Regions from separate parts of the Mus musculus genome. Here region 1 is linked to region 2. A link is a contact called in ENCODE POLR2A ChIA-PET data. All regions are on one chromosome and are shown on one strand. The core of a region is the stretch at or near the end of the contact, and the rest is flanking DNA. Distances in the headings are between cores, read along the strand shown.

Evidence for each region. ChIA-PET counts read pairs that join two places held with the same protein, here RNA polymerase II (POLR2A).
Region 1: POLR2A ChIA-PET joins it to region 2 with 19 read pairs in embryonic stem cell. The contact joins the promoter of Ccp110 here to the promoter of B230311B06Rik in region 2. POLR2A ChIA-PET finds 5 or more read pairs at or near these places in 3 of 5 experiments (Patski and embryonic stem cell).

What each region holds. Positions count from the first base shown.
Region 1 is chr7:118,709,747-118,715,613 of GRCm38, forward strand. Ccp110 (centriolar coiled coil protein 110) reads left to right here and starts at 2,797. Exons shown (of 15, transcript NM_001360794.1): 1 at 2,797-3,002; 2 at 4,360-4,502; 3 at 5,614-5,768. The coding sequence starts at 5,628.
Region 2 is chr7:118,590,787-118,596,326 of GRCm38, forward strand. B230311B06Rik (RIKEN cDNA B230311B06 gene) reads left to right here and starts at 1,499. Exons shown (of 2, transcript NR_169121.1): 1 at 1,499-1,674.

The DNA.
Region 1 (5,867 bases), core at 1,547-4,046, 120 kb after region 2:
TCTTTCCCTCCCTTGTTGACTATGAGTAGAAATCCATCTGCCTTTTGCCATTTGTCCTCTTTTCCTCTTATTTCAGGGACAAAACCCACTGGATTCATGAAAACCATGAAATCTCCTAAGATGACTCATTCATATTCTATCTGTATCTCTCTGCTTTTGTCTGTCTGTCTGTCTCTGTGCTCATGGGTGTGTGTGTGTGTGTGTGTGTGTGTGTGTGTGTGTGTGTACATATCCCAGCCTGCAGATGTTTGCACCTTCACATGAAGGTCACAGCACAGCACTGGGTGTTGTTTCTCAGGCACCATCCGCCTTTTGTTGGTAGTAGATTCTCTTATTAGACTGGAGCTTCTCCAGGTTGGCTAGACCGGCTGGCCAGTAAGTCCCAGAGGTTCACCTGTGTGTCCCCCCCCCCCCCTTGCTCAGCACTGAGATTGCATCAAAGCCCAGTTTTTAAAAGTGGATTCTGGCAATCAAACCCATCCTTATGTTGTTGGGCAGGCACTTGACTCATGCCCCAGACTTGATGTATATTTTATACAAGCAGAAATTTCTTGAGAGTTGAGCATGTTGACACTTGCTTTTAATCCCAGCACTCAGGAGGCAGAAGCAGGCCGATCTCTGAGTTTAAGGATAGCTTGGTCAACAGAAGTTCTGGGACAGCCAGGACTACAAAGAGAAACCCTGTTTTAAAAAACAAAAAACAAACTAAGGGAACAACAACAAAACCAGCTCCCCTAAAACTAACAAAACAAAAAACCCAAGCAAACAAATGAAAACAGGAGGAAGAGATTTCTTTAAAAGACTTTTCATTCTCAGATTAGAATGGTAGCCCACACCTGATCCAAGGATCTCTGGAGTTCCAGGTCTGTGCTTAAAGAACTCATTGTGGTTGGGCTAACTCCCACATCGGCTATGAAAAGATCTCCCTGTATTCTCAGTTTTTGTTTGTTTGTTTGTTTGTTTGTTTGTTTTCCAAGACAGGGTTTCTCTGTATAGCCCTGGCTGTCCTGGAACCCACTCTGTAGACCAGGCTGGCCTCGAACTCAGAAATCTGTCTGCCTCTGCCTCCCAAGTGCTGGGATTAAAGGCATGCGCCACCACTGCCGGGTGTATTCTCAGTTTTTAATCCCTGTGCCTGCAGAGCAGGTTAAGCAAATGTTTGTTCCTTCCCCACCTGCTCAAAAAGAAAAGGCAAGATGCCTTGGCAAAGGTCACATAGCCTTGACCTTTTCAATGTCAACTGCGTTAGTTTCTAGTGTGGCTTTTTGCATAATAAAGAGCTGGGGTAGAAGGACTGACAGAGGCAAAAGACATGGAAGTAGAGCAGAGAACTATAATAGCAGAGAACTTGGCTTGAGTTAGATGTGCTAACCGAGAGACTGCCCCAGCAAACAAGCCAACATCCTTATACTATACACAGGTCTCCAAGTCTTTATTATTAAGTTATAAGTGGAACCCCCACCCCAAAGCCCCACATTACATTGTCCTCAAGATTAACAGAACATGTCTGGACCTTGGACTCCATTTCAGGGCTCACTCACTGCTATGGGGCACTCTTGTCTCTGTCAGCTTTGTCCCTCACACCATGGTCCCCTCATGCCACCCTTCTTGAGGCACTGCCTCTGTTAAAGCCTTTGCCTGAGAGCCCATTCTCTGCGTCCCAGTGTTTCACTGGGATAGTGCTAGTGGGACAGATCTCACCTCTTGATACCCATCATCCCATGATTCCTCTGCCTCCAGCTCTTAGCCTACCTTTTTATTTTTATTTTTTGGCATGAGTGTATATATATATATATATATATATATATATATATATATATATATATACACACATGTACATATGTATAGGGAGACCAGAGATATCCATCTCTGTTGGGTATCTTTTTCAGTCAATTTCCACCCTAATTTTTGAGGATCTCATTGAAACTGGCTAGAATGGCCGGCCTGAGATCGCCAGGGAGTTCCTATTTCTATATCCCCAGGACTGGCAATTATAATTTTTAGCCAGGACTCAGAGCCTTTTTAGGGGAGTGTTCAGGCTCTGAACTCAGGTCCTCATGCTTGAGTGGCAAATGCTTTAGTGACTGAGCATCTCTCTAGATGACCCTTTCCTCCTATTAGAGATTTTTGTACCAGGTGCAGTATAAGAGTTTTCTCTGTTATGCCTCACAACCACTCTTGGTAGGCTCTTTAAAATTCCCACTATACATAAACAAAAATAAGCACCAGGAGGACGGCAAAGCCCAGTTATAGAATGGAAATGGTGTCATTAAATCAAAAAAGCTCTTAGTGAGTAATTTAGGTAAGAACTGATAAAAAATATTGGTGGATTTTTTTTTTTTGCCAACTTGAAGTTATCTTTTCCTCTGTATATTCCCCGCAACTGATCTGCAAAGAAGTGCAAATATATTAAAGCCTTGAGTTGGTGTCTGCGATTCAGCCACATTTTTCATTTATAGGGAAAACATGGGTGAATGTTGTACATTTTCCATCGACCAAACAGGAGACTATCTCTATACAGACAGACAGACGGACGGACGGACGGACAGACAGACAAACAAAAATACCCGACAACTTCCCAGGAACACTTTTGGGGTTTAAGGCCCTGAGGAGACTTTCTATGGTAATTTATAGTCAAAGCCCTTAGTTTGCAGTGAAGACTACTCTTCCCAGCGTGCATCTCGATTGCGTAAAGCTCATGTAAGCGCTTGCTGATGACCGCAGTGCACTTTGGGAATTGTAGTCTATGGAGGCCCAACCGCTTCAACTGCCCGCCAAACAGCCACCGGAAGTACCGGCCCTGAGGGGTGGAGTTGAGCTGGTGGCGGCGGCAGCGGTTGCCAGGATCCCGCGTTGCCGCCTGAGGGACCCGTAATATGGCGGGGAGGAGGAGGAGGAGAAGGCGGAGGACCTAGATGCGCTCTGTCTAAACCGACTGAGGCCTTTGCTTACAGAGGAGGCTGGTCCACGGGCAGAGAAGCTGACCGGGCAGTAGGTGTCAGGTGTGTGCAAGAGGACTGGGTTCGTTTTCCTACGGGTCTAGGCTGAGGTGAGACCCGGCATTGGTGTCCCGAGGGACAGAAGGCCGGCGTTCCGGACCCGGTTTGGCTTCCCTCGGTCACGAGCCCTTGAAGGCATCGGGAATGGGGAGGCGGGAGTTGAGGACCGGGGTCAGGGGGACTTGGAGGGGATGCTTGGATGCTGGCTCCGCCCAGTGAAGCATCCTGCGCTGAAGAGTAGGCACTTCATGGTGACTTCAGTTTGGTGTCGGAGGTAGTGTAGGAGGAGATGGAGGCGTCCCCCGGGGTGTGCACTGGCCATTTCTAAATACTGGTTACCGCAACCAAAGGCCCATAGGAGCGCTGTTTACACCAGCTTTGCCACTCTGGGGCATCTGCAGGATAATGTAGCTGGTTCTCTCAGACACCCATGATGCTGTTAAGTGGTTCCTACCTTAAGAGATGGATTTGGATGAGAAAGCCCTTTCTCATGTTTTCAAGTCACATTTGAGTCTCAGGAAGAACCAAAAATTGTCTCTTCTCCAAGAGTTCACACGGAGGTGATAAAAACACCATTATATCCTCCGTTTGGAAGCAGCTTCCACTTACTGATGCTTCTATTTGTCCTACATACAGTCCTGCGATTGCTGTCTGTGCCTTAGCTCATTGTTTTCTCATAAAATCGCCTTGAGACAGAGCCCCACTTTATAGATGGTGGGGTCCAGGGATATTAGCCTACCATGAATGTACGAACAGCTAGTATGTCCTTAAACAGCATATCTTTCTCCCTTTACAGACTCTGTAGGAAGTTTATGTGTTTGTGGAAAAACTTAGTGGTAAGCAGCCAGCCTTGGAAGCTGTGTTACCTTCGCCTTTCCTTTCAGTGACATTTCTGAGTACAGGTTATGAATAAGTAGATAGGAGCCATGAGGCTATAGGGTTTGCCAAGAGACTTCCTGGACAAAGGTCACTTGTAATTAGGTAGAAATGGAGTAGAAAAGGCATGCCTGGACCTGCTGAGGCTGGTGTGAATGTAAGTGGACCATGGACCAGTAATGCCTGATGCTAAAGTATGGGGTGGTAGGTTTGAGGTTGGGATCACCTTGTCATCAAGACTCCCTTAAAATAAACCTTGCTTGCAAGTGGTAACTGGTGTGAGAAATGTAGTGCCCTCTTGCACAATTGTAGAATCCCGGACTCTCTTTTTAATGACTACTTTTGCAATTGAGAGGTACCTAGTTCTCTGGGAATAGGGTTGTTCTCCAAGTTGCCATTCTCAGAATTCTCTTCATTCTGCTAGTCTTGCTTTACATTGCTTGATCTATTTGCCCTAATTAATTTATTCAATAATTGTCTGAAGTGCCTACCACGTGCTGACACCATTGTGTGTCATGGCGAACCAGTGAGCAAGACTGAGAAGGTACCTGTTCTTATGGAGTTTACGTTTTGGTGGAAGAAGATACACAAAACCCCAGGAAATAAACGAGATCATTTCAGATAGTGGTAAGTACTCTGGAAGCTGGGAAACATCAAGGTGATGTGCTAGTGATTGAGGTAGGGGAATTAGGATGGGCTGAAACTGAAGGTTAGGAAGGTCCAGTCATGCGCTGGATCTTCTGGAGCGTTCTCCAGTCTCACATGAGCACTGGAGCTTGAATGTCCAATTCATTGTCCCGCTGTACGTTACTCTGTTACTGTAGCTTTGCAGTGTGTGGGGGACCACTCAAGGGAAGTGGATAGCTCTCTGCAACAATGGGACATCTCTCTATGATGCTGTTAGAAGAAAAGGAGAACTAATGATGGCAGTTTATATCCTTAACCTTACCAGACTATTGAGTTTCTTTCTTTCTGTGCATAAGCTCAGAAATTATATAACATCATTTTTACTCTCTTTAATAGTAAATACAAAGGGTGTATTTTTAAAAAGTAATTTAGCAGAAATGGATTTATTGGGACTTTTCTTATTTCTTATCTACTAGGAATTTTGGTTAAGATACTGTTAGGTGAGTTGTTAGAGTTGTGCCGGAAAGGGTTCTGTTGCTTCTTAGTCATGTGTTTAAAAAGTGAATGTAAGCCTGCAAACTGATCCTAGCTCTCTAGAGAACCAGTTATTTCTTTGAAGTTGGATCTTCCTGTGCACAAATGGAACAAATATAAGCCTCAGAACAGAGAGAAGTTCTAGCTTGTTATGATTATGATAACATTTCTTTTGTTATTTTCCCTGGCCTTACCGGAGCCAGGGTTACACAATGTTATCCAGAACAGGCATCAGTAAGTACTTGGCACAATGCTAAAAAAGAAGGCATAGGCTGGCTAATCCTTCAGGTCACCTGGGATTTTCATAACCCAAAGTTTTCTAGAGATTGTGAAATTGCTGGGCTGGTTGTTTGAAGTTGCCTAGTGACCTCTCAGGCTTTCAACTATAAAATAAAGTTAATTAATAAATAAAATCCCCAGAGCCAGGAGATTGAGTCAGTTGGTGTCTATGGCATCAAAATGAAGCCTTTAGATGAACAGACAGAAAATTCCAGGAAGTGTTTAAATATTCCAGTACTCTTGGGTAATAAATCGTGTTTTGTCAGCACACTACTAAGAGCACTTTTCTTTCTCCTAGTGTGCGGTGGGAAGATGGAGGAATATGAGGAGTTCTGCGAGAAAGCACTTGGCCGAGCTCAGGAAGCATCGCTGTCCACAGGCAGCTTCCTGCCCGCTCAGGCAGAAAGTGTCTCACTCATCCGTTTCCATGGGGTGGCTGTACTTTCTCCACTGGTAAACTTAGTAATTATTTATGAACGATTTCTTCCATTCAAGCATGTGTACACATGAGAGTAGGTGCTGGAAGAGACCAGAAGAGGGCTTCAGACCCCC
Region 2 (5,540 bases), core at 249-2,748:
TCCCTTTGAAACCATGAGCCCAAGCAACTCTTTCCTCCTTCATTGTTATACATTTTGACCACAGCAATAAGACAAATAACACACCTGGCCTTTTTCCTGGCAGACCTGCATGCATTCCCTACCCTCCTTGACCCTTGACCCTCTTCTCTAGGCCTCCTTCTCTTGTGGCATTTACCATTCTTTAACAGCTTGCCTTCCTGGTAATTGTGGCATTATTGTGGCTGTCAGCCTACCCCAGTACAACAGAACGTAAGTCCCATGGTAGGAATGGTCTGTGGTCATGGCAGATCACCAAGAAGTTCATTAGGCTTGTGGGAATTAATGGATGGAGGAGGGGAGACTCTTTCTCTCAGAGATTGCTCAATAACTATTACTCATTCATTCATTTTACTGGTATTGGAATTCTGTCGGGACTCCACCCCCCACAGTTAGCTGGCAAAAGCCAGGTAGGCCTGGCCCACTATAAAAGGGGCTGCTTGCCCCCTCCCCTCTCTCTTGTCTCTCTTCTCTTGCCTCTTGCTCTCCCTCTCTCTGCATTCCCTTCCTCCATTTCCCCACGTGGCCATGGCCAGCCTCTACTTCTATACTCTCTCTCTCTCTCTCTCTCTCTCTCTGTGTCTCTCTCTGTCTCTACTACCCTCTTGACTCTCCTCCCCATGCCCTAAATAAACTCTATTCTACACTATACCATCATGTGGCTGGTCCCTCAAGGAGAAGGGATGCCTTGGCATGAGCCTGTCAAGGCGTCCCCTTCCCCATACCTCACCACACCCCCCATAAAACATATTCTTATACCCTTTTTTTCTTAATAATCTTTTTATAACAACTGGCGTGTTTGTTTTGTTTTGTTTTTGAGAAGTGGAAAGGGAAGGAGTCAGAGTCTCATGCATCCCATGTATCCATCCCATCAAATCCACTATGAATGATCTTGAACTTCTAACCTACCTGCCTCTGCTTCCTAAGTGCTGGGGTTGCAGGTGTACACTGCCATTCTGTTTTATGAGTGTGGGGCTCAAACCCCAGGATTCTTTCATGCTGGATAAATTACTAATGAAGCTGTATTCCTGGCTCTTTTTGTTTTGAGACAGATCTCATTATGCAGTTTATCCTTGCCTCAAGCTAGATTCCCCTGCCTCAGCCTCCCAGGCAGTGCTTTGGCAGGAACTCACACCACCAACCCTAATGAAACCTGGTGCCTCCTCGTGTGCTGGGTGAGTGCTCTCTGGTGGGCTTTCTGTGCCTCTGTCACTTTCACAGTGTGTACTTGAGCCTAACGGAGCACTGGACTCTTCCATATAGCAGAATTTGGTAGAGTAAGCTGGCATACTTTTCTCATGGTAAGTGGCCTTTTACTATGGGGTGTCCACCATGATTCCTCAGGACAGACAGAAGGAGTGTCCCTCCTCTCTTCCACACTCTGGCCTCCTCACTTCCCAAGGTCCCCCACAGATGTACTTCCGGTCCATCTGGAAAACATTTCCCTCCTACGGAGGTAATGACTTCCGCCTGTACCCATTCCCATCAGCCCTGCTACACTGTCCTGCTCTGAGTTCTGACTACTCTCTGTCTCTAGGGAGGACTTGGCTGAAATCTCCGAGGCAGGAGATGAATCCTGATGAGAGCCAAAGTTTCTCTGAGGTGGCTCATGGCCTAGACGCTGCTGCCCAGAACGCTGTGAGTGGGGGAAGGGAAAGTTCCCTTTGGCTATTGTTGCAGACAGACAGCAGGACACCAGCACACACACTCAGCAGCTGCCCTCGTGGGTATTTGTTATAAGGCTGTTGAGCTCCAAGGGCTCCTTTTGGGAGGACCATGCTGTTCTGGTATGTCATCATTCCAACTTTCTCATGGTAAGCTGTCATTTCCAGAGAGAGAGAGAGTGAAAAATGAGACAGCCTTGGATCAGCAAATGGTTCTTCACTCACTGGCTGTGCGATCCAAGGCTTGTTACTAAGCCTCTCTGTGCTTCTGCTCTCTCATCTATTTTCTCCCCTTTCCTTCTTTCCTCTTTTAGATAAGAGCTTGCTAGGTAACCCAGGCAGGCTTTAAACTTAAAATATTCCTGCTTCAAGCCACCAGAGTTCAGGGATCATGGGTCTGCATGACCAAACCTGACTCTCTTCCTATATCAGTGGTATCTGTTCCTCTGTTTAAAAAAAGCATTAGCTGGACCTGGATTGTGCAGACAGGGAGAGGTGTGGGTTTGACTCCTAATGTGACCTGGGTATCTGGGAGCTATAACCAAGGAGCAGGCTGGAGGTTGCTGATAGGAAATTACCAGGACAGAATATTAGAGCTGTATTAGTTAAGTTGCTCTGAGCAGATTGGAGGAGGGAGGACTTAGTTTATTCCAGATTTCAGAGGCGTTGGTCCAACTTCTATCATGCTGGCCAAGAAGCAGAGAGAGGGATGGTAGCAAGAAAGAGGTGAGGGCAGAGCATCTCGCGTCCACCCCTGCTTCCTCCCAGGGGTGCCATCTAGATGGGAATTCATCAAAATACAAGGTCAGAACCTGCAGTATCTAACTGTGAGCAATCTGTCACACACACAGCAGGATGGAATGTCTCATTAATCATGAGGTGATTCGAACTCCAATCAGGACGACTGTGGCGACTAGCCACCACAGGGAGTTAAGGAGGTTTCTATCTAGGCTGAGCTGATGAAACTGTCACTGCAGATAGATCAGGTGACAGATACCATCTAGGAAGGAGGCCCACTCAGTGAGGGGCAGCAGGTATTAGGGCTCCTTCTTCCTAAATGACTGTGCAAGGCTCTCTGGCAACACTAGAGTTCACAGGGGAGAATACAGGCAGGCTCTGGAGTTGGTTAGGAGCCTTACAGTTAGGCTACACAAAGAATCTTAGTCATCTCTGTTCAGCTCAGATCTAAGAGGCAGAGGCAGGGCACTGAGCTCAGAGTTATATGTAAATCTGAGTCTAGAGAGGACCCGCTGAGCTTTCTAGGTTCGTAAGTCCCAGAACAAATAATTGGACCAGGGTGAGAAAAAAGTAGAGGTGCTGATGGACCCCCACCTGGGAGTGTGGTGAGTCTCTAAGGCCTCTCCTCTCGGGAGAGTGCCTTGGGTGAGCTTGGTTTGTTCCTCATAGCCCTGGTGAGGGAGGAGTTCCCAGGCCTTCCGCCAACTGGCTTCTTTCATATGCTAATCTCCCCTCCAGCCCTATTCTGCCAACAGTTGCTGTAACAGAAGACCACCCCTCCTCCCAAATTGGGTGCTTTATATAGAAAAAAATATATCGTTCACACAGTCTCCAGCTGGGAAGGGACATCTGTTCAGTGAAGAGGAACAAATACAGCTTCTGGAACATTCCTGTGAAGCAAATTGCCTGGGTGCTTCAAAGATATCAATAGCTGGAGTGGGGGCGGGGCAGGGGCAGGGGTGAGGTGGGAAGCTCTGTAAAGCTCTTGCATAGTAAACAGGAGGTCCTGAGTTCCACCCCCAACCCTGGGGGGTGGGGCAAGGAAACAACAAGAGTCGGGGTTGGCTGAAGCAAGGGAGGAGGAGGGGACAACTGGACTAAAGTAGAGTAACATGGAACTGATGGTTCACAGCCGACCTCCTCTGCTTTCCTCTGTTGGTGCTGGCTATTAGTGCGAGCAGGAAGGTCCTTGGGATTTCCCAGCACACAAAGCTGAGAGAGTACTGAAGAGCTGCCATAGGGGACTGGGGAGGGATGGCTCAGTGGGTGACGCACTTGCTGCAGAAGCCTGAGCATCCGAGGTTGGACCCTCAGCATCCACGTAAAATTGGGCTCAGTCTGTAATCTCGGCTCCTACCTCGAGAAGACGGCCAGAAGTAGCCTGGGGAGTCCCTAGGCCAGCTCGGGAATGCAGCTGTGAGCACCAGACTCAGCTTCCCACAGGTAGAAGGAAGGCAAATGTCTCTCGCTGAACCTTGAACTCATCCGGCCACCAGTAAACCCTAAGTGTTTTCCTCTTTCTAGCCCATGCCCCACAACCCTCACCCCAGAATGGGGTTACAGTGTGAGTGCAGCCACCCGTGGCTTAGTGCTGGGGATTTGAACTCATGTCCCCATGATTGCAGCAAGTGCTCTTACTCACTGAGCCCCTCTGATTTAAAGACGCTTGTCTTAATTAAAGGCATGCTGTGCTAGCATTAAATAAACGGGGCTGTCTGGTGCTTTCAGGTTCGTCTTGGAGTCTGCGTGTGGGATTCTTACGGTTCTCTGATGGACCCAGTCACGCCAGCCAGCATGGCACAGAAGCAATGTAGGTCGTGTGGCCCTGAGGTCAAGCAGACCCAGAACTGGCTCTGTAGGGCAATGTTACATAAGTTCCCTTTGTCTCTGTCTGAATTACCTCCCCGTGTCTAGATTTCCGTGTCTTTAAACTTAAGACACGCTATGACTATGTTTTCTGGACCGGACTGGGAGACCAGAGCTCAAGCACTCTGTTATCCTGTCACATGATTGAGTGCATGATATCACGTGCCAGGTGGGCACCTAATTTGAGCTTCTTTGACCAGTGAGTCCCTTCCGTAGACTGGGCTAGATCCCTTCCTAGTCGTCTTTCCTTGACGAAGCCTCCCTTTTCTGCCTCACCCTAGAGGCAAGTAGCCACAAGAGGGAGCCAGAGAGCAGGCATGGGAACCGGTCAGGCCAGCTGGGGAACTTTGCCAAGTTTGTATTGATGGCACGCGCGCGCGACTCTGCAGAGGTAAACACCATCCTCCCAGGAGAGGGCAGACTAAATCTTGGTTATAATGAGTGTTTCCGAAGGTGGCCAGGGTTCTGCTAGGTCTCTGGGAGCCTGATCTCCGGCTGCTACGGACCGGTCACAGTTTCTGGAAAAAAAACCCACCAAGTCAAATCCCTTAGTGTCCCAGAGTCACCACCTTTCAAGTAGTGCTTTATGGTCTTTTTCAGGCTAGCTGAGGATATTTGGGCAGAGATTTGGGTGGGGCATTTATTCCGGTTTTGTTTGTTTGTTTATTATTTTTAAAAAGTGTTTTACTATGTGGTCCCAACTGGCCTGGAACTCCTTTTGTAGCACAAGCTGTCCTAAAACTCACAGGTCCACCTGCCCCCACTTCAGTGCTGGGATTAAAGGCATGAGCCACCATGCCTTGCCTTGCCATGTGGGCCTTTAAAAAAATGCCTCAATGAAGACAAATGTGCTTACATTTTAAACTTATTTCTCTCTCTCTCTCTCTCTCTCTCTCTCTCTCTCTCTCTCTCTGTGTGTGTGTGTGTGTGTGTGTGTGTGTGTGTGTGTAAGTCAGACAACTATTTTTAGTAGGTAGTAAATTCCTCCACCTTTATACCATGTGGGTAGAAGTCAGGCAAGCGTGGATTCAAACCCCTTTATCCAACTGAGCGGTCTTGCGTGTATGTTAAAGAACTATGTCTATAACCATATCGTGATCTTCTTGGTCGCAGAACTAGGTAATAATAGCCTCTGAGATAAACAGGCAACAGAGTCTGTTTGCTGGTACAGTGCTTCCTTAGGGACCCTGCTGTGCCTGACACACCATGTCCCCCCTGCAATAGTCAGAACGACAG